Regions from separate parts of the Mus musculus genome. Here region 1 is linked to region 2. Evidence: chromatin loops called from intact Hi-C (ENCODE). Cell type or tissue: left cerebral cortex. All regions are shown on one strand. Links, peaks and the distances in the headings refer to the core of each region. The heading gives the core; the rest is flanking DNA.

Evidence for each region. Hi-C counts contacts between places; a loop is a spot of excess contacts. Peaks named below come from ENCODE experiments on the same cell type or tissue, not always from the same donor. Only the 100,000 strongest peaks of a DNase experiment are listed, where the experiment ranks them.
Region 1: a loop joins it to region 2, with 2.2 times the contacts of the local background. A loop is called at or near these places in 1 of 42 quality-filtered maps.

The regions. Positions count from the first base shown.
Region 1 is chr4:155,779,392-155,789,779 of GRCm38, forward strand. It overlaps Tmem88b (transmembrane protein 88B), which reads right to left and starts at 6,483. Exons shown (of 2, transcript NM_001033394.3): 1 at 5,948-6,483; 2 at 2,200-5,134. The coding sequence starts at 6,211. The coding sequence ends at 4,877. In left cerebral cortex, for the core only: CTCF peaks have their summits at 3,270, 4,800 (motif pointing left) and 6,692; DNase peaks (open chromatin) are centred at 4,245, 4,863, 5,196 and 6,592; H3K4me3 peaks cover 2,467 bases; H3K27ac peaks cover 3,025 bases.
Region 2 is chr4:155,689,881-155,700,268 of GRCm38, forward strand. It overlaps Fndc10 (fibronectin type III domain containing 10), which reads left to right and starts at 4,462. Exons shown (of 1, transcript NM_178699.4): 1 at 4,462-6,605. The coding sequence starts at 4,621. The coding sequence ends at 5,292. In left cerebral cortex, for the core only: CTCF peaks have their summits at 4,214 and 4,908; DNase peaks (open chromatin) are centred at 3,927, 4,481, 4,911, 6,555 and 2 more places; H3K4me3 peaks cover 3,494 bases; H3K27ac peaks cover 3,318 bases.

The sequences.
Region 1 (10,388 bases), core at 2,548-7,547, 89 kb after region 2:
ACCACCCCACCCACACCCCACCACCACCCCACACCCCACCACCACCCCACACCCCACCACCACCCCACACCCCACCACCACCCCACACCCCACCACCACCCCACACCCCACCACCACCCCACACCCCACCACCACCCCACACCCCACCACCACCCCACACCCCACCACCACCCCAGCCCCACCTCAGTTCCTGCCTCTACCAGAGATGCCTGGGAAATAAGCAAGGCTAGAGCTTAAGCCCGGACTTGAAGCTGGATGGGCAAAGCTGGCTAAACACAGAGTCACTCGTGGCAGATGCTGTCTGCGGCCATGCCTGCGAATACTTTGTGAATGAATAATTTAAATAAAGTGGGAATCTCACTGAGCCCAGTCTCTTTAGCTGTGATAATGCTATGACTCAAAGCTTAAGAGGAGTACAGACAGGACACAGCCTTGCATATGTGCCTACCCCAGTCAGGTTCCTTTTTATAAGGCAGGCCCTGAGTTACTGGGAAAGAAGTCTGCATCCAAGTGGAGGTCTCGCCTGGCGCGCCCTGAGGAACCGGTGAGGAGGGAGGAGACAGAGGCCCTCAGAAGAATTAAGGTGCTCTGAACTCTCAGGCCAGACATGAGGATCCTAGGTTCTAAATGTTTCTGTCATGAGCTTGTGCTAGGTATGAGTTAGGAGATAGACACTTGAAGGGACTAGACACAGTACTACCAAGGCAGGAGACAGTAGGTTATGCAGGCCTACCTCAGAGATGGGACTGAAGGCCCAGCCTCACACTTTCCTTTCAGCCCCAAACCCCCCTTTTCGGACCTGTCCAGTGGTGGTGGAGTGGGGGACAGTGACCCCAGATCTGTGTCTGGTTGTATGGTGAGCTAGCTTGTCTCTTCAGCCCTCAGGCTCTAATCTACCAGCTGGCACATTTCTGTCCTTCACAGCTAAATACAGACCCCAGACCTCTTCCACAGATCTCCCATGACCTCCACAGCATTCCTTTTTGTGTGTGTGATGCTGTGAATAGAACCAAGGTCATGTCTGCCCCCACATAAACACCAAACTGTACCCTTCTATATCCAGCTCCATTCACAGCACAGTAGTGTTTTGTTTTGTGACAGTCTTATTTTGTAGCCCAGGTTGGCCTCAAACTCATAGCAATTCTCCTGCCTGAGCTTCCCCAGTGCTGAGATTACAGATATAATCCACCATGCTCTGCACACAGTGTTCCTTTGAAAGCATGGCCAGGAGAGAGAGAGAGAGAGAGAGAGAGAGAGAGAGAGAGAGAGAGAGAGGAAAAGGAAGAAGAAGGAGAAGAAGAAGAAGAAGAAGAAGAAGAAGAAGAAGAAGAAGAAGAAGAAGAAGAAGAAGAAGAAGAGGAGGAGGAAGAAGAGGAAGAAGAGAAAAGAAGAGAGAAGAGAAGAGAAGAGAAGAGAAGAGAAGAGAAGAGAAAAGAGAAAAATTTGGAAGATTGGATTGAAGTAGGTCATCCCACTGCCCTCCCTTGGACATCCCCATGGCCACTGGAGGACACCCAAGGCTCAAGATAGGCTTGGGAAGCTGGGAAACACCTTTCGGAAATGGAATGTCTGAGGCAGCTGCTGTGACAGAGTTCCTCACCCCACCAGCAGCCACTTAAGCTTGGGAGTTGATTTCTACAGTCACCTCCCCACCCCCACCAGGCCCAGCTGTTGTTTTGATGACTGTGGGGCCAGGCAGATCCAATCCTCAGCCAAGAGTTTCCCAGGAGAGTGTTCATCTTCCACCTCTGGGGTTGGCCAGCAGAAGGAAGGCAGCCTCATTCCGGAGGAAGCACTCCTGGGCCGCTTGGCGACCAGCTGGCTCCGTCATTCTGTCTGACCAGGAAAAGAATCAAAGCTGGACACGGATGAAGGCTGGAAAGCCCCAAGACACACAAGGCACCCTACAGACCGGACTCAGCCACACACTGGGCTACGCTTGAGACTACAAAATTCACTCAATCCTAGTTAGGCTGAGGTCTGACCCTGGCTGAGCCACACTGGCAAAACAGTGTGCTGGATCCTTTAAAAAAAAAAAAAAAGTTAGGTCTGGGCATGGAGGCATGTTCATAATTCCAATATGTGGGCGGCTGAGGCAGGAGGTTCATGAGTTCTAGAGCATCCTGGTTAGAGTTGCAAAAGTTAAAGTAAAAACAAACAAACAAACAAAAACAAAACAAAACAAGTCTGATACAATTAGATTCCAGGTAAATTATAATGAGCATATTTTTAACATATTGCTGGGCTTACAAGAAAATATGTCTCAAACAACCCCCCGCCCCCAACAATTAAACATTACAAAAACATAAACCAAGGGACCAGAGAGATGACCCATGGTGTTAAGGCACTTGCTACCAACCTTGACAACCTGAGTTCCATCCCTGGGACCCACAACTCCTAAAAGTTGTCCTCTCTGACTGTCACAACACACATACATTGTGGCACATGCACATCCATACATGTACACACACACACATCTAGCAACAAGCTAGAAAGTGGTGGTATACTCCTTTAATTCAAGCATTCGGGAGGCAGCGGCAGGCAGATCTCTGAGTTCAAGGTCTGACTAATCTACAGAGTGAGTTTTAGAATAGCCAGGGCTACACAGAGAAAACTCGTCCTGGAAAAAAAAAGTAATAACACAACAATAAGAAGCAACCAGCATATTGAAGGGAACTGATAGGAAAATAAAGAGTTCTCTGAACACAGGACAGAGAGACATGCTGGGGTGCAGAGAGGGGAAGGGGCGAGTACTCTGTATTGAGGGCCATGAGCTAGTGCCATAAGGGAACCTAAGATGACTGGTTGTTTTTGTCTCTGGACAAGACTATTAAAGTTAGTGCCTGCCTTAGGTTTCTATTGCTTTGATAAAACATCAGGATCAAAGGGCTGGAGAGATAGCTCGGTAGTAGCTGCTCTTCCAGAGGACCAGGGTTCAATTCCCATCACTCACGTGGCAGCTTACAACTGTCTGTAATTCCAGATCCAGGGGATCTGACACCTTCACACAGACATGAATGCAGGCAAAGCCACCAATGTATATTAAATAAAATAAATTATTTAAAAACAAACAAACAAATAAAAAAAAACTCAAGACCAACCAACCGAGCAGTGGCACACACATTTAATCTCAGCCTTTGGGAGGCAGAGGCAGGTAGATTTTTGTGAGTTCAAGACCAGCCTGGTCTACAGAGTAAGTTCCAGCATAGCAAAGGCTACACAGAGAAACCCTGACTTAAAAATAAACAGATAGGGGCTGGAGAGATGGCTCAGTGGTTAAGAGTGCTGACTGCTCTTCCAGAGGTCCTGAGTTCAATTCCCAGCAACCACATGGTGGCTCACAACCATTTGTAATGAGATCTGATGCCCTCTTCTGGTGTGTCTGATGACAGCTACAGTGTACCCATATAAATAAATAAATACATCTTTAAAAACAAAACAAAACAGATAGATAGGCAGGCCGGCAAACAGACAAAAGACAACCCATCATGACAGGTTTATGTCATCTTACATTTCCCAGATCTCACTACACTAAAAGTAGTCAGGGCAAGAACTCAAGGCAAGAACCTGGAGGCAGGAATTGAAGCAGAACCTTACAACCAAAACAGATCTGGAGGGCTCACTCAGTAGTAGAAGTAGTAGAATTTCTGTTTTAAAATTAAAATGTTCAAGGCTTAACCCTGGATGGTAGCACACACCTTTATTCCTAGTACTTGGGGGTGGGGAGTGGGGCAGAGACAGGCAGATTCCCTGAGTTCAAGGCTAGCCTGGTCTACAAATAAAATTCAAAAATAATAATTTTAAAAATACTTTAAATTTTAAAAATATATCCACAGCTAAGGCTATAGCTCAGTGGTAGAGTGCTTGCCTAACATTTATAAGTCCATCCCAGGACTACTAAAAATAAAAAGAAATAAGATATTCTATAAAAATAAAAAGAAACAAGATATTCTAGTTCTAGTATGTACGAGTCCCAGGAAGAGGAGAAGATAGGAGACAGGGAGGGAAAGGAGAATGATAATTTATGCGTAAGTAGGAACATGTTAGTCAAACTGTAGCATGCCAAATACAAAGATAAATCTTAACATTACCCACATTGTAAAATGAGCTCGTATTCTGCCACTTGTCTCAAAAGAAAGACCCCTGGTCAGAGAATGAGCTCCAGTTCTAGATATGCGCTGATACCTGACCCCGAATGCAAGCTGAGTGCTAGGAGCTGGAGAGATGGCTCAGGGTCCTTTAGAAGACAGCTGGCTGCTCTTCCAGAGGACCCAGGTTGCAGTCCTAGAACCCACATTGCAGCTCGCACCTGCCGGTAACTGCAGTTCGAGGGCTTGTGACACCCCCACATAGATACACATGCAGGCAAAACATCAATACACACACGCACAAAAATAAATAAATAAAAATAAATTACATATTAACAACGACACGCCGATCCTGCACTTACACTGAATCACTGATCCCAGATCCTATCTCAAACCTGATCCGGGCAATAGTTTGACCATGGACCCAACTGATCTTTTGTCCTGTACAAGGTCAAGACCTTGGAGGACTCAGCTGATCCCGCAAGTTGAGCCATGACGTCTGGTTGCTACTGGCTACACCGGAGCTTCTAGAATTATGCGTGGTTGGGGGGGGGGATTCAGAGATAGCTGCCAAGTCGGCTGCTGACCACAGAATTGGGTGGAAGACATAATATGCTTTTCTGCTTTTCTTGAAGGGACACCCTTTCTCCCTCTTCTGAGGGACCCTGTTGCCATCTCCTGGCGACTTCGAGCACTGCTCTCAGAGCCCCAAAGCAGCCGCCCGAGTCATCCACTTTACGGGGGTCGAGGGACCTGGGAGGCTCTTGACGCGCAGAGACCTTGAGGCGTCAGACCCAAGCACAGAGTTGTTTGTCCTCGTCCGGGTGGCCGTCGGCCAGATCTCCGCTGCTCCTGGGCGGGCGGCGCGGAGCCGGGGTCCTCGCGGGATCAGGCAGCGCAGGGCGTAGTCGCCGGACCAGGAGGGAGCGCGCGGCGGCGGCGAGCACCACGAGCGGCGGCAGGGAGAGCAATCCGAACACAATGAGCGCCGCGGAGCCGCGGTCCGAGAGCAGCGCTCGGCACCGTGGACCCGGAGCCGGATGAACCTGTGGACAGTGGAGGCGTGCAGTCAGGCGGGGAGGCCCCAGAGCAGCGCAGGGGTGAGGGAGGTCCTGGGCCCCGAGCTCAGGGCAGAGTCCAGAAAGAAAAGCGTAAGGCTGGGAGGCCTGCCTGGAGGTGGAGCCTGGACAGAAATGCGAGAACAGAACCAAGAGTGTGTGTTCGGGGATTCCTTAAGGAAAGGCCAGAGAACCTCCCTGGCTCTCCCAACCCAGTTTTCCTGTCCCCATATGAGCTTCCTTCCATGCCCCTTACCTGTTGACAGCTGATATGGCTCCATCTGGACTGTCACCCAGCTAGCATCGTTTCTCTCTATCAGCTTCAGAAAGGGGATATAGGGGTCGTCTATGTATAGGTCAAGCCTTAGATGAGCGGAAGCCTAACCAAGGTCAAGAGGGTTCAGGGAAGGGCTGTGGGGGGGAGGAGGTGGGGGGGAGGAGGTGGGGGGGAGGAGTATGAGGAGTGGAGAAGCACTGAGGACGGGTGAATCTGACAATTTCTTTTCCTATCTCCACATCAACCTCACTGACCAGGCCCTAGTACCTCCTGGTACAAAGCTAAGAGGCCTGGGGGGGGGGGGCGGGGGGGGGGAAGCAAGACAGCTGTTCACCGAGTAACAAAGAGACTTTCTTTGACTGCAGCTGGCAGGGATGTTGGCATAACAGGAGGATGCATATATCTCTGGTTACAAAGGGGCAAGGCTAGAAGGGGGTAGATTCACCTTCAACCCCAAGGACTTGAACCTCCACAGAACTCTCACTTCCCCACTTCCCGGGGACTAACCAATGGCTACTGCTCACCCTTGAGTGACACAGGAATCCCAGGTAGACAACGGCAGCTGCTGGTAGCAACACCAGCAGGAAGACTGTTCCAGGTAGCAGCAGATGAAGCAGGAACCCAACTAGAGCCCGGCCAGACAGCACCAGGGTCCCGAGGCCTCGGGTGGCCAGGATAGGAGCCAGGACTGAGATGTGGTAATCAGTAGGCCTTCTTCGGGGTAGCATGGGTGCTGTGTCTGAGGCAACGCCTTCATCCTCTTCTGTCTCCCTTTCCTGCTCACTCATGTCGTGCCGCGGGGCTTGAAGGATGTTCCCCCAAGATCACAGTGGTAGGCAGCAGGCCTAATCCCCCTCCTCCAACCACCCTAGGCCCAGACTAGAGAGCCTTTTACCCTCCCCAGATTCAGTTCACATCTAGATCCTCGCCATCAGAGAGTAGACTCTCATCCAGTTTAATCTAGCACTGAATATCAGTCTCCAGGGCTACACCTCTGCCACAGTTTCCCCTGCTACCTTGTTGGGCCTCTTTACCAGGCAAAGGCAGGCAGCGCCTATGTGCTCGGCTCAGGTCTTACAGAGCTCTTCCCATCTGAGCACTGGGGCCCTCCTTTCTCTCAGCCCATCTCCCAGTTCTCCCAAACAATGGCTTCATTTCACAGATCTTGGCGATGACAGAAGCTCTATCAATAGCTGCCATTTAGGGACGAACTATTAACTCATTTCCCAGTACTAGCCCCTGCACTTCCCCTTATCTGACACCAGGTGACTTCATGTTGTGGAGTGATTCACAGCATGACAGGGTTGTACAGTTAGTAGTGCTTAAGGTAGTACCCGGCACAGAGTGGATACCTAATTAACAGCAGTTGCAGTTGCTCTGTACTAAATCCAATCAATCATGGAAGTATACAACAAGCCTTTCAGATGATGGGAGCATATAGTCCACTGAAAACTCCAGCCCTCTTCTGGTCTTCATAGGCACTAGGGATGCTTGTAGTGCACATACATACATACATACATACATACATACATACATTTGGGCAAAATGTTCATACCCATAAAGTAAAATAAATACATCCAAAAAATTTTAAGTGTTGTAAATTATCTCCTTACTAAGCACACATTCTTGTAATTTACACACACACACACACACACACACACACACACACACACACACACACACATATCCTCTTCCACTATGGCTAGACAAGGCAGCCCAGTTAGGGGAACAGGATCTACAGGCAGGGAACAGAGTCAGGTAAGCCCCAGCTCTGGTTGTCAGAGAACTCCCATAACAAACCACAACCACCAGCAACCAGCCAACAACCCACCGCACCTCTCAAGGCCCTAACATTTCTATACTCTGTGAAAAGTCCCCAGAATTACAAACATCACACAATCACAGAAATTATCCGCACCTGGCAAAATCACACCTGTTAGAGAACAAGACAAATGATAGCCATCTCCTGTGCACAGTCCAAAGCAGCTCCATATCCCTATGCCTAGAATCAAAATGAAAACACTACCTTATAATATTTCTGTGTTTTTCAAGGAAACCAAAACTCCAAAATTGTCAGTACAGGTTGTGAGTCACCTTGTAGGTGCTGAGAATCTAGCCATGGTCTTCTGTAAGAGTAACAAGTGTTCCTAACTGCTGAGCCATTTCTCTAGGCTCTGACATTTATTTTTGTTTTTGTTTTGTTTTGTTTTGTTTTGTTTTTTTGAAACAGGGTTTCTCTATATAGCCCTGTCTGTCCTGGAACTCACTTTGTAGACCAGGCTGGCCTCAAACTCAGAAATCCACCTGCCTCTGCCTCCCAAGTGCTGGGATTAAAGGCATGTGCCACCACTGCCCGGCCTATATTTCTGTTTTTTAAAGGAACGAATATTCTCACTACACATCCCACTATGAATGTTTATGTCAGTCCAGATCTTTGCTTCTTGTTGGCTAGCCTATGAAACGTACTTTTAAGGAGCTGGGATTAAAGGCATGCGCCACCATGCCCGGCTCGACATTTTATTTTTGATTATGTGTGTATGTGTATCTATATGTGGGTATGTGCACATACGCAGGAGAGTCCTCAGAGGCCAGAAGTGGGAGTCAAAGCTGGGCATGGTAGTACTACACACTTTCTATCCCAGCAGTTGGGAGGCAGAGGCAGGCAGAGCTTTATAAATTCCATGTCAAATGACATAGTGAGTTCTAGGCTAGCTAAGGCTATATAGTGAGATACATACTGGGACTCTATCTTAGAAGAAGAAGAAGAAGAAGAAGAAGAAGAAGAAGAAGAAGAAGAAGAAGAAGAAGAAGAAGAAGAAGAAGAAGAAGAAGAAGGAAGAAGAAGAAGAAGAAGAAGAAGAAGAAGAAGAAGAAGAAGAAGAAGAAGAAGAAGAAGAAGGAAGAAGAAGAAGAAGAAGAAGAAGCAGAAGAAGAAGAAGAAGAAGAAGAAAGAAGAAGAAGAAGAAAGAAGAAGAAGAAGAAGAAGAAGAAGAAGAAGAAAGAAGAAGAAGAAGAAGAAGAAGAAGAGAAAGAAAGAAAGAAAGAAAGAGAGAAAAGAAAAGAAAAGAAAAGAAAAGAAAAGAAAAGAAAAGAAAAGAAAAGAAAAGAAGAAAGAAAAGGAAGTAGTAGTAGGAGGAGGAGCCAGATCCCTTGGGACTGAAGTTACACGTGGCTCTGAGATGCCCAGTGTGGGCGCTGGGAATTGAACTTAGATCCACTGTAAGAGCAGTACATACTTGGTTTGATTTTTAGTACTCGTGATAGGTGGCTCCAGCTCCAGGGGATCTGATATATACTTTTGGCTCTGAGGGTACTCACATTGAAGTGCACACTCGGAAACACACACACACACAATTTATTTATGTGCATCTGTGTGAATGTGTAAGTCATAAATGCTAGGCCCCACTTTTATGGCCTGAATTAACCTTAGTTATCAAAGTCCCCACCTGCCAATATCAGCAACAAATATTTTTAGAAAGTATGTTTTTCAGGATAAAAGTGAATTAAAAATAATTCATTCATTTAAAAAAATGAAAGGAAAGAAGTTTTGAATGTGAACTTTGGGAAGACACATTCAAACTGCAGAATTGTTCCAGGAATTGTTTTAGGCTTTTTGGTTTCAAAGGAAGGGCTGCAATATGCTTGTGAACGATGCGGCTTTCCTGATAGCTTGGCATGGCTCCACCAAGGAAGAGGCCACAGAAGGTCTAGAAAGATAGGGAACCTGTGACAGGCCAAGGGAACCTGGCATAAACAGAATTACAGCCTCCCTGGATCCAATCTGATAGGGGCCTTTCCATCCTCCCATCTCCCCACGCCATGAAGCTGCCTCATGAAGGTAGCTTTCAGCCACAGGGGGCTTGATTCACTCCAGTGTCATCCTGTGTGGGGAAGGGGTGCTAGGAGCTGACGCCTCAGTTTTTCCCTGTGATTGGACTTTGGCTACTTTGTGGGTTCTTTTTCTCCCACCCTTCTCTACTAAATAAGAGAGAAAGAAAGATAGAGGAGAAAGGGAGCAAATGGTATCATTAGACGACTTTCTGCTGACTAGGGGGCGTCGAATTGTTGGGGCAAGTTTGATCTTCAATGTCCTGATATCTAATTTCTTCTTGTTTCTTCTTTGGGAATGACTACTGTGATGGTTTGTATATGCTTGGCCCAGGGAGTGGCACTATTAGAAGATGTGTCCCTGTTGGAGTGGGTGTGGCCTTGTTGGAGTAGGTGTGTCACTGTGGGTGTGGGCGTTAAGATCCTCATCCTAGCTGCTTGGAAGCCAGTCTTCTGCTAGCAGCCTTCAGATGAAGATGTAGAATTCTCAGCTCCTGGGTGCTGCCATGTTCCTGCCTTGATGATAATGGACAGAACCTCTGAACCTGTAAGCCAGCCCCAATTAAATGTGGTCCTTATGAGAGTTGCCTTGGTCATGGTGTCTGTTCATAGCAGTAAAACCCTATCTAAGACAATTACTTAACAAACAACAACCCAACAACAACCAACAACAATGCTTCTCAGAGCTCATTTATACACGCTCTGAAAAGTTCCCAGAATTCCAAATGTCACACAATTGCAGGAACTATCTGCAGCTGGCAAAACCACACCTCTGTTAGACCACAATGCAAATCACAGTTAGCTGCTGTGGGCAATGTGAAGAAGTTCCATATCCCACAACTGGGGTTAAAAAATAAAACAATATATTTCTGGGTTTGTTGTTGTTTTTTGTTTAGTTTTTGTTTTTGTTTTGTTTTGTTTTTTGTTTTTCAGGAGAGGGTTTCTCTGTGTAGCCCTGGCTGTCCTGGAACTCACTCTGTAGACCAGGCTGGCCTTGAACTCAGAAATCCACCTGCCTCTGCCTCCCAAGTGCTGGGATTAAAGGCATGTGCCACCACTGCCCGGCCTATATTTCTTTTTTAAAGGAATGAATATTCTCACTACACATCCCACTATGAATGTTTATGTCGGTCCAGA
Region 2 (10,388 bases), core at 2,793-7,792:
ATGTCCTCTGACAAGCCGGGCAGTGGTGGCATATGCCTTTAATCCCAGCACTCAGGAGGCAGAGGCAGGCGGGTTTCTGAGTTCGAGGCCAGCCTGGTCTACAAAGTGAGTTCCAGAACAGCCAGGGCTATACAGAGAAACCCTGTCTTGAAAAACCAAAAAAAAAAAAAGATGTCCTCTGACTTCCACACAAGCACTGTGGCATGTATGTGTAGACAGACACACAACATATAAAATTAAGAAAATTTAATTTAAAAAAAACTTTAACAAACATTATGTAGTCAAAAGGCAATGGATTTGAAGAGAATTTTTACTGAAAGTATTAGCATGCTGGTATGTGTGCACAGGTTTCATCAAAGATGGTGTTTGGATACAAGGACCAGCAGGCTGTAAGTGCTAAACAGAGCTGCCATCTTTCTCCTTTTTCAAGCCATGTTCAAGTCCCCACTGATAATAGGCGACATGGTGAACAATGATGTAGCTTCCTCAGCTTTGATGGCAGCAGTAGATGTGGCCTTGTTCTCCCTTATTGTCTCTTTGTGGCTCACCCTTTCGTTGCCTCTTACCCCAAACCTAGTGCCAGGGCTAAATCTGTGCCCACACTTCATAACTAGAGCCCAATGTAAGCTAGAATGGACCAGCTTCTTCTGCAGGATCTGAAACTAAGAACACCATGAAAATCCTCAGTCAAGTCCCCATGCTTCATAGCCTGCTTAAAAAATATATATATAGCTTTGCTAGCTATCTCTCTGGGCTGTGAACTCCAGCACATGGGCTCGCTTCGTCTGAGGTTAGATCTGGGCACGTGGACGAGGCACACACGCCAGATCTCTGGCATTGGCTGTGTTGGAGGAGGCACACACGTCAGATCTCTGGCATTTGCTGGGTTTGGTTTCCTTTTTAACCAGCTACCTGTTCAGGTACCTCTAGAGCCACAGCAGCTGATATTGAGGCAACGAACTCCTTCCATGAGCTTCCATAAGTCTGAATGTGCAGGCTCGGGCTGACTCACTTGCCTGAGCAGGGAAAGGTCATTCCACCCACACTACTCCTGACCGGAGAAAGAGGCTCTCCCAAGAGAGATGGAGTCACTGCTACTAGAAATTGAAATGGCCCTGGTAGGCAGCCCCTACTCTAAAACTCCACAACAGCCTCAATACCTGGAAGGACCTTGTGTTTTGGCCTCAGCTATGAATTCTGTGCTAATACTCCTCCATCTGGCTACCTAACCATGACATACTTTCTGGGCACCCTGCCTGTGACAGGCTCCCTTCCTTCCAGTTTCCAGCAGGACTACCCAGGAGACTGGCTCTAGCCCAAAGTGAAGCCACCTGTTCCAATCTGCTCCCCGACGGTGCTCTTTGTGGAGTGGTGTCTGTGCTGATTGGTAGTTTTGTGGGCAGGGACATGGAAAGATGTAGCAAGGAAGTCTTGGGTAGAAGTATGAACATGACTCCTAGTAGGGACCAAGTTCCCACGATTCTTGCAGGTTCCAGTGCAGAATAGTTGGGGCTGCAGTGCTTCAATACAGCCAAGCCCTAAGACTGTGCTGTCAAAGGACTAGGGACTATTCTACTTCAGTTGGGGCTTGGGGGTCAAGCTACAGAAATAGGAGTGGATCAGTATGGAATGAGGTGGTGGTGGGCTCCGTGTGGTCTCTGGGGACAGCATTTCTCTCCTTTCTTTGTTCAATAGGCTTAAAAATATTGGGTAGGAGCCGGGCGTTGTGGCACACGCCTTTGATCCCAGCACTCGGGAGGCAGAGGCAGGCAGATTTCTGAGTTCGAGGCCAGCCTGGTCTACAAAGTGAGTTCCAGGACAGCCAGGGCTATACAGAGAAACCCTGTCTCAAAAAACAAACAAACAAACAAACAAACAAACAAAAAATATTGGGTAGGATTTAGGGCCTCCTGTTGTGAGTTTCCTCTGAACCTGCTGTGGCTTGGCAGACCTTTACACAGCAATAGCCTTTCCCCTCTCTTTGTTTCTAGCTGGAAATATACCATAGATAGAATTATCCAGACAGGATATAATAAAATCCTTTTTCCCCATGGCCAGCCTCAACCCAGTGGAGAGAAAGCAGCTTTTCCCTCAATATGTTACATGTTCTAATAGCTTTTTGGTGGAGTCTCTGGGTTTTTTTTTCTTTTTTCAATTAATTTTTTTTAAAGATTTATTTATTTTATGCATATGAGTACACTGTCGCTGTCTTCAGACATACCAGAAGAGGGCATCGAATCCCATTAAAGATGGTTGTGAGCCACTATGTGGTTGCTGGAAATTGAACTCAGGACCTCTAGAAAGCTTTCTCTTACATGAAAGGAAGCTGATCAAGTGCCACCCTGACCAGGAAAAGGCCAGAATTTGTGAGCCCCACCCCCAGCCCCACTGGAAAGCCCCTTGCCCTAGGACAAATTTGAAGCATGGGTGAAGTCAGACCTAGGGCAGGGCTATGGCTAGTGTGTTTTCAACTCAGATCACTGTTCAACAGGGTCCCTGTGAATAGACACCATGACTGCAGCAACCTTTATAAAAGAAAGCATTTAATTGGGGCTTGCTTACAGATCCAGAAGTTCAGTCCATTATCATCTTGGTGGGACGCATGGTGGCAACACAGGCCGATGTGGTGCTGGAGAGACAATTGAGAGTACCACATCTAGATCAGGCTTAGAGAGAACACTGGGACTGGCTTGGGCTTTTGAAACTTTAGAGCCCACCTCTAGTGGCACACTTCCTTCAGCAAGGCCACACCCACTCCAACAAGGCCACACCCACTCCAACAAGGCCACACCCACTCCAACAAGGCCACACCTCCTAGTAGTAAGATTGAGCATCTAGCTGTCTTCCATCCAAAGATACCACATTATGTTGTCTTGCCCATTTTCCGTACCAATATTTCCAACTAATACCTGCAAGCCAACTGAAAGAAGGTCTGGATAATTCTGGACATGACCTACAGGAATTTCTGGGCACATTTACAATGATGAGTCTGCACTCTGCCCAGTTTAAGGGAAAGGTAGGAATAGGGTGGGGGCAGGAAGTATATCTCTTGAAACCCCTGCCCTCCACTGAGGACGGAGATCTTATTAGACTCTACAAATTGGAGAGGCTTGGTGTCGTGATTGGATCCTTCCAAGTTAGTCATGAGGTGCACAATGGCTGCATAGAGGCTTCTGATACTGAACTCAGGCTCAGTTACCGCTTGGGGTTTTCAGGATGACTAGGATAAGGGCTGTAGGTGTGTGGAAACACCATAGTCTACAGACACAGGAGGTAGGACCTAGAGAACACTGCAGCCCGCACACCCTCCGTTTCCTTTCCTGGCTAAGGTCACCTCAAAGGACAGTACGTACAGTAGGGTGAGACCACACTCGCCTCCCTTTTCAGTGCACCGTTGATCCTTAGCAGCAGAGCTTTTAGGCACTAGCTGGTTCTGGCTGCACCCCCTACTTAGCGCAGGCAGGGCAGGCAGGGCAGTCTCTTCAGGTGTCCTTTGGCCCTGACTCTGTTTGGTGACCGTGCAGGGGTGAGAATTCAGTGGTTCTGCCCGTCCCCCTGTGTCTCCTTGCTTGGTTGTTTTGTGTTTTTTGAGACTAGTCTCAAGTAGTCAAGGAGACCTTTGATCTTGCTGATTTAGGGCACCATAACTGGCTTGGTTTGATTTTATTTTATTTTTTTGTTTTCATTTTGAGGGTCTCACTAAATTGCCCAGGTTGACCCCAAACTCATTTGGTAGCCCAGGTAGGCTATTCTCTTTTCCCACTTCTTTAGAGATGTATTTATTTTACGTATATAAGTGCTCTCTCTATACATATATATAAGTGTGTGCACCTGTGTGCCATCAGATCCCATTATAGATGGTTGTGAGCCACCATGTGGTTGCTGGGAATTTAATCCACAACTTCAGGAAGAGCAGCCAGTGCTCTTAACCACTGGGCCATCTCTCCTGCCCGGGTGGGCTAGTTCTTAAGTAGCTTGGATTCTATCGGCCTGACTCGGGGTGGCTTTTTGTGGGGTCGTTTTCATTGTCTGGTCCTGAGCCTCTTCAAGAGCCAATGACGAGAAGGAACAATGAGATAGAGGAGATCTGCCTGCAACATCTCTTCAGGAGTGCAGAATAATCAATTTTCACCAAGTCAAAACCTTGGCCTCAGATTTTCCTCCCTAGTGGATGCCATCTACTCCAAAGATCCAGGATCTCAGAGTGAAGTTACATTTCAGTCCCTTTGTCCATCCTCTTGGTCAGAGCGGGCAGGACGCTCTCGGTGGCCACGAGGGGCCAGCACCGGATAGAGGGACCGTCCGGAGTTCTCATCAATTGTGGCAAGGGCCTGTCCCAGGACCACCGTTCAACACCCGCCTGTGCTAGGTAGACTTTCTCATGCCCGTGGGACGCGGCCCAGAGAGGGTTAAGGGGGCGGGACGTGGGGCAGCCCCGCCTTTGCCGCTGGGTCCGAGCGCGCACCGGGCCTGGGCGTGAAGCGGGTCGGAGCGGGTGGCGGCGGAGGGCGCTGCGTGGGGGGAGCGCGGCAGCGGCTGCGGCGGCGCGGCCCGCGTGACCCTCCGCCGCGCCCCGTGCGCTCGCGAGCCCGCGCCCCGCCGCGCCGGCCTAGCCGCAGGATGCGCGCTCCGCCGCTGCTGCTGCTGCTGGCTGCATGCGCGCCACCGTCAGGCGCCGCTGTGGACCCGACGCCGCCGGGCTGGGAGCCGGCCCCCGACGCGCCCTGGTGCCCCTACAAGGTGCTGTCCGAGGGCCCAGAGACGGGCGGTGGGCGCCTGTGCTTTCGCAGCCCCGTTCGGGGTTTCCGCTGCCAGACGCCGGGCTGCGAAACGTTGGCCTCGGCGGGTGGCTCGCTGCGCGCCCACGTCCTGCGCAATCGCAGCGTGCTGCTGCAGTGGCGCCTGGCTCCTGCAGAGGCGCGCCGCGTGCGCGTCTTCGCGCTAAACTGCTCGTGGCGTGGCACCTATACGCGCTTCCCTTGCGATCGCGTGCTTTTGGGTGCCTCTTGCCGCGACTACCTGCTACCGGACGTGCACGACAGCGTGCGCTACCGCTTGTGCCTGCAGCAGCTGCCGCTGCGCGCCGAGGTCGCCGTCGTCCCGCCAGAGCTGGCCGAGTGCGTGGAGTTCACCGCCGAACCGGCAGCTATGCAGGAGATCGTGGTGGCCATGACGGCGGTAGGCGGCTCCATCTGTGTCATGCTGGTGGTCATCTGCCTGCTGGTGGCCTACATCACCGAGAACCTCATGCACCCGACCTTCCGGCGACCCAGTCTGCGCAGGCAGCCCTGAAGCGCAAGGCGACCCGCCCACCTGGGTTCCATCTGCCAAGTGCGCTGAGACCCTAAGGCCCTCTCTCTGCTTTTCTCTCATTCCCTCTCCCTCTTTAGGATCCCCATGGAGGGCCTAATGGAAACTAGCCCATGCAGGGACCTTGGCATCATCCCACGACCTTGCCAGCCCCAGATGGGTATCTGCCTTCCAGACTCAGGCCTCAGACTGGCCCATAGGCCTGGGCTAGAGTGTCAATGGCAGCCAGGGGTCTTCTCCATCTCCAGAGGCCTTTATAGAGCCGGCCAGAATATACATTCCCTTCTGGCAAAAACCACTGGCACCCAGGATCATGAACCTGAACTTTCATCCTGTGCCAGGTTGTCAAAGCTTGGCCGTGATTGTTGCTTGGTCACTTTGTACTTTGCAGATTGGGAGGAGTGACCTCTGGAGCCTGTACCCACCCCACCTTACCCCAGTGGGCTTAGGTTAGCTTTGTGCCTTAGTATCTCTGACCCACTGCAGGAGCCACCCATCATCCCTCAGCTGTCCATGGGGACTGTGGCCCTGTGGCTGTCTGGCTTATGCATGCTTCAGGTCAGAGTCCCATTGAGGACACACCATCTTTGAGACTTCCAGGAGCCTGGGGCAAGGGTTCACAGGCCCTGTTTTGTCTTCCTTTGTGGGTGTCCGAGAAGCCAAGAGCCATGATGTAGCTCAGCAGGCTGGGCCCAGTGTCCAGCTGCTGCACCCAGGGGTGAGTGTCCTCCACCTCAGGAGGCTGGGGATTCACCCTTTCCTCTTGCTTGTACTGCCTTGATTAGGATTTTTTTCCAGGGTGGGGTGGGGGTTGGGAAGACGGGACGCTGAGGGACCCTGAGGGGCTGAAGGAAAGCTGCCAGCCTTGCCCCGCCAAACCTTTAACTGTGCTCTGGGTCCCAAGCCTAGAAACCTCAGTGGCCACAGTGCTACTTTACGAGCCCAGGTCTTCTCACACCTGAGCTCTGACCCCAGTGATAGTGCCCCTCCTTCTGCATGGCCAGAGGCTGGTCTTGCCTACCTCCTGATACACACACAGGCACCTGGTTGAGGTCACTCAGCCACCTTGTGATATTGGGAAGAATAAGGCATTGCCCCTGTGTCTCTGAGCCTGGGCTCTGACCACTGAACTTAACCTTGGCGATTTTTCCTCCCATTCTCACCCCAGCGACCGTGATGACCTGAGCCCTGGCTGGCAGCACCCGTGTCCTACCTCTCTGTCTTTGCTCTGCCCGTTCCCTGTGAGGCACTGGTCAGTTGCCAACATCTAAATGTCCATCACTCTCAGACCAAAACCACTGTCTTGTGTGTTTATTTGGAATGCTGGAGGGGAGGCTATGGGTGAGGGACGGGAAGGTGGATTCAGTTCCCCCAAGGGCCTCGGGCATTAGTCCAGTGGCTGGCCTTAAAGCTTTCCACTGGGATGGAAGATCAGCCCCAGACAGTATTCACTGGAATGCTGACTTACAGTTCAGGCAGGAGGACAGTCAGGGCGTCCATAACTTGCTTGTCCACCTTGAGATAGTATCTTTCTTTCTAGACCAGCTGTGTTGTGCGGGGGTTGGGGAGGTGGAACTAGCAGTGGTTAGAAATAGCCTCGACACACAGTAATGACCCATTTGAGCTGTGACAAGCAACAGTTAGGCAGCTTTAAGAGGGGGTCCTCTCCCCAGTGTGGCTTCCCTCTGCAGTGTTAAAGTTGGGGGTAGGACTAGGCAGAGAAAATGAACCTAGGCTACTGTGTGAGCCACTCACTCTCCATGCCTAGAATGTCCTTGGGACGCTTATGTTCCTGTAACCCTGAACACGGCAAAAGTACAAGACAGGGATGAGCCAGGTCTGATGAGTGACTCATCGAGAGGGGGTGGGAGGGAGGTTGGGGGTGTAGTGACGTGCCCGGACTTGTCTGAGGGGTGGAGGACATAGTAGGTTGTCTAGACAGCTAGAGCAGAAGTGGAAGAGGTTTGCAGTCCAGCTTTTCTCCCACTGCTGTTCTTTGGGGATCTAGGCTGTTTATGAGGTGTGTTCTGATGTCTTCAACCTGCATGGGCAGCAGCTGGCACGCTGGAAGTTCCCTGTCTAAAGTACCCTAGCTCCCTCGGCACAGTCTGATTCTAGAGCTAGAACCGTGTGGGCTCTTCTGGTGCCAAAGCTCTAGACTGCCCTAGGCCCTCAATGTGATTCAACTGTGGTTCAGCTGTTAGAATGCTTTCCTTGCAAGTGTCCAGCACCATATAAACTGGGCAGCGTGGTAGGTACCTGCAGCACCAGCACTCAGGACACGGAGGCTGGGGATCAGAAGTTCAGAGTCATTCTTAGCTACGCATCGAGTTAAAGGCCAGGAAAGAAAACACAAACAGGGCTGCAGAGATGGCTCAGTGGTTAAGAGCACTGACTGCTCTTGCAGAGGTCCTGAGTTCAAATCCCAGCAACCACATGGTGGCTCACAACCATCCGTAATGAGATCTGACGCCCTCTTCAGGGGCATCTGAAGACACAGCTACAGTGTACTTAGATATAATAATAAAATAAAACCTAAAAAAAAAAAAAAAAAAGAAAACACAAACAACAAAAATCCCCAACATACAGGTCAGACATATGGAGAGGAATGAATTGTACCCATTTAATTACTGTTCAGGTTTCCATGAGCAGCTATGCCCCAGCCCAACCCTGCTCAAGTGTGTGTCCCTTCTTAAAATTTTCAGTATGATCTCCAGGGACATTGTACATTTTTACCCAAAACAAGACCTTCGAATCTGCCTACCTTCAAAAACATAGTCATAGCATGTAACTACCTTAGCCTACCAGAATGACCCATAGCCATCGTTCTTTGCGTGAACTGAACCCCCATGAAAAGTGTACCAGCATTTCAGACCCTCCATGTGCTGAGTTACATAGAAGTGACTCAAAGCTCACTCACTGTACCCAGGACAGTAACACACCCTTTCAGAACACACAGTGTAACCCCACTGGTCACTGTGGCTAGTGTGACTCAGGAGATTTTTGCTTTTGAGACAGGGTCTTAGTGTAAAGCCCTGACTGCCCTGCACCTTGATATGTAGACCAGCCAGGCCTTGAACTCCCAGAGATCTGCTGCCTGGTGCCTCCCCACTGCTAAGATTAAAGGAATGTGACTAAGCCACGTGAGTGAGTGCTGGTGCTGCAGGTATGTACACCCCTCTTGCCTGCCTTCTGCGTCTTCCTCTACCTTTTCCCATCTTTCCCTCCCTGCCTTTTTTGTTTTTTTTGTTTCTTGTTTTTTTTTGAGACAGTCTCTTACAGCCTTGGATAGCTTCCAACTCATGAGTCAAAGATCAGCTTGAACCCTGACCCTTCTTTCTCCCCGGGTACTGAAATAATTGATGGACCACCAGTTTTGGTTTTATAGAGTACGAGATGTCAAGCCTGAGGTATTATGTGTGCTAGGCAAGCATTCTACCAACTGAGTTATATCCCCATCCCTATTTTGAAGTTTCCAGCTATGTCTCCGGGTTCTCTGATCTATTCTGAAATGCACAATATACCATTAATCCTATCTAGCACCCTTTTTTTCCCATCACACATAATAACATGTATCATAAAAGAACAAATTGATAAACTTTATAGAAATTTTAAGCTAGGTTCTGGGTTCAAATATATAATCTCTCAGCAGTTGGAAGGTGGAGGCAGGGCTATCCGACGTTCAAGGCCAGTCTTGGCTACATGAGCCTGCAGGTTGGTGACATGGCTCACTGGGTAAAGGCACCTGTCAAGCTTGACTTGAGTTTGAGTCCTGGGACTTACAAGGTGGAGCGAGGGCACCAACTCCTTGAGGTTGTGGCCAGACCTCTCCATGTACGTGCTCCATGAGCACACACACAAAGGAATGTAAATATCAGTATTTAAAGATTCTGCCTATTGCCAAACACGTGGTATTCACATGAGATATTCACATGATCTCATCACTTAGCAGGCTGAAGCAAGAGGATTGCTTGCCATAGGCCCTGTCTATGTTAGGGACTGAACTCAGGTCCTTGTCATGTTTGGCAAGAGCTCCTACCACTGAAGCTATGCCTCCATCCCCTCAGCAGTTTTTTCTCCCTCCCTTCCTCTCTCCCTCCCTCTGTCTCTGTCTGTCTGTCTCTCCTTTTTTGTTTTAGAGACAAGGTCTCACTATAAAGTCATGGTTATGCTGAAACTTGCTATATAGACTAGACTGGTCTTGGACTGAGAGAGATCCGCCTGCCTCTGCCTCCAGAATTCTGGGACTAAAGGTGTGTGCCACCATGCCTCTCCTCTTTGACTTTTTCTTAATCCAAATGGGAAGCATTTGCACACACACAGGCTGGGCATGGTGGCACAGGCCAGCACTCAGGAGGTTGATGATTACAGACCTGAAGGGGGCTTGAGCTTAGCAAGTGAGGCATTGCCCCCAAAACACAAAAGTCAAAACAGAATGAAAAGAAAAAAATCCCATTTCTGCTTCACTTCCAGGTATTAGTTCAATGAAAACTTCGAAAGTGTTTGTATGCACAGTTTACACGGAGATGCTCATGGCTGAAGTGTGAGGTATCTGTAATAGCCCCAGACTAGAAACAGCACAAATTACCATCTGCAGGTTGTTGATCAAAATGTGGTATGGCCAAACAGTGGAAAGCAACCAGCAATAGACAGCAGGAAAGCTGGCAATAGGGAACCTGGGCATGGTAGTGCACACCTTTAATCACAGCACTTGGGGACCAGAGGCAGGTGGATCACTGAGTTTTGAGGTCTACAGAGCAAGTTCCAGGACTGCCAGGGCTACTCAGAGAAACCTTGTCTCAACAACAACAACAAAAGGCCAGACAAAGGAGCAGGGCACTAGAACCCTGGTCACGTGAAGGGGGTCAGGATGTCAGGGTCATTCCCAGGCATAAATTGTCTTTGAGGCTAGCCTGAACTACCTGAGACTGTAATTCTAAAATATGCAGACCATAGTAACAGGCAGCAACGTTAGTGTTGACTGGAGAGTGGTGGGTTGCCTGGGGATATGACTGAGGGCTGGGAGTAGAGGAGGCGGGAAAGATTACAAAGTGGTATAAGAAATGTTTGAGTTTGAT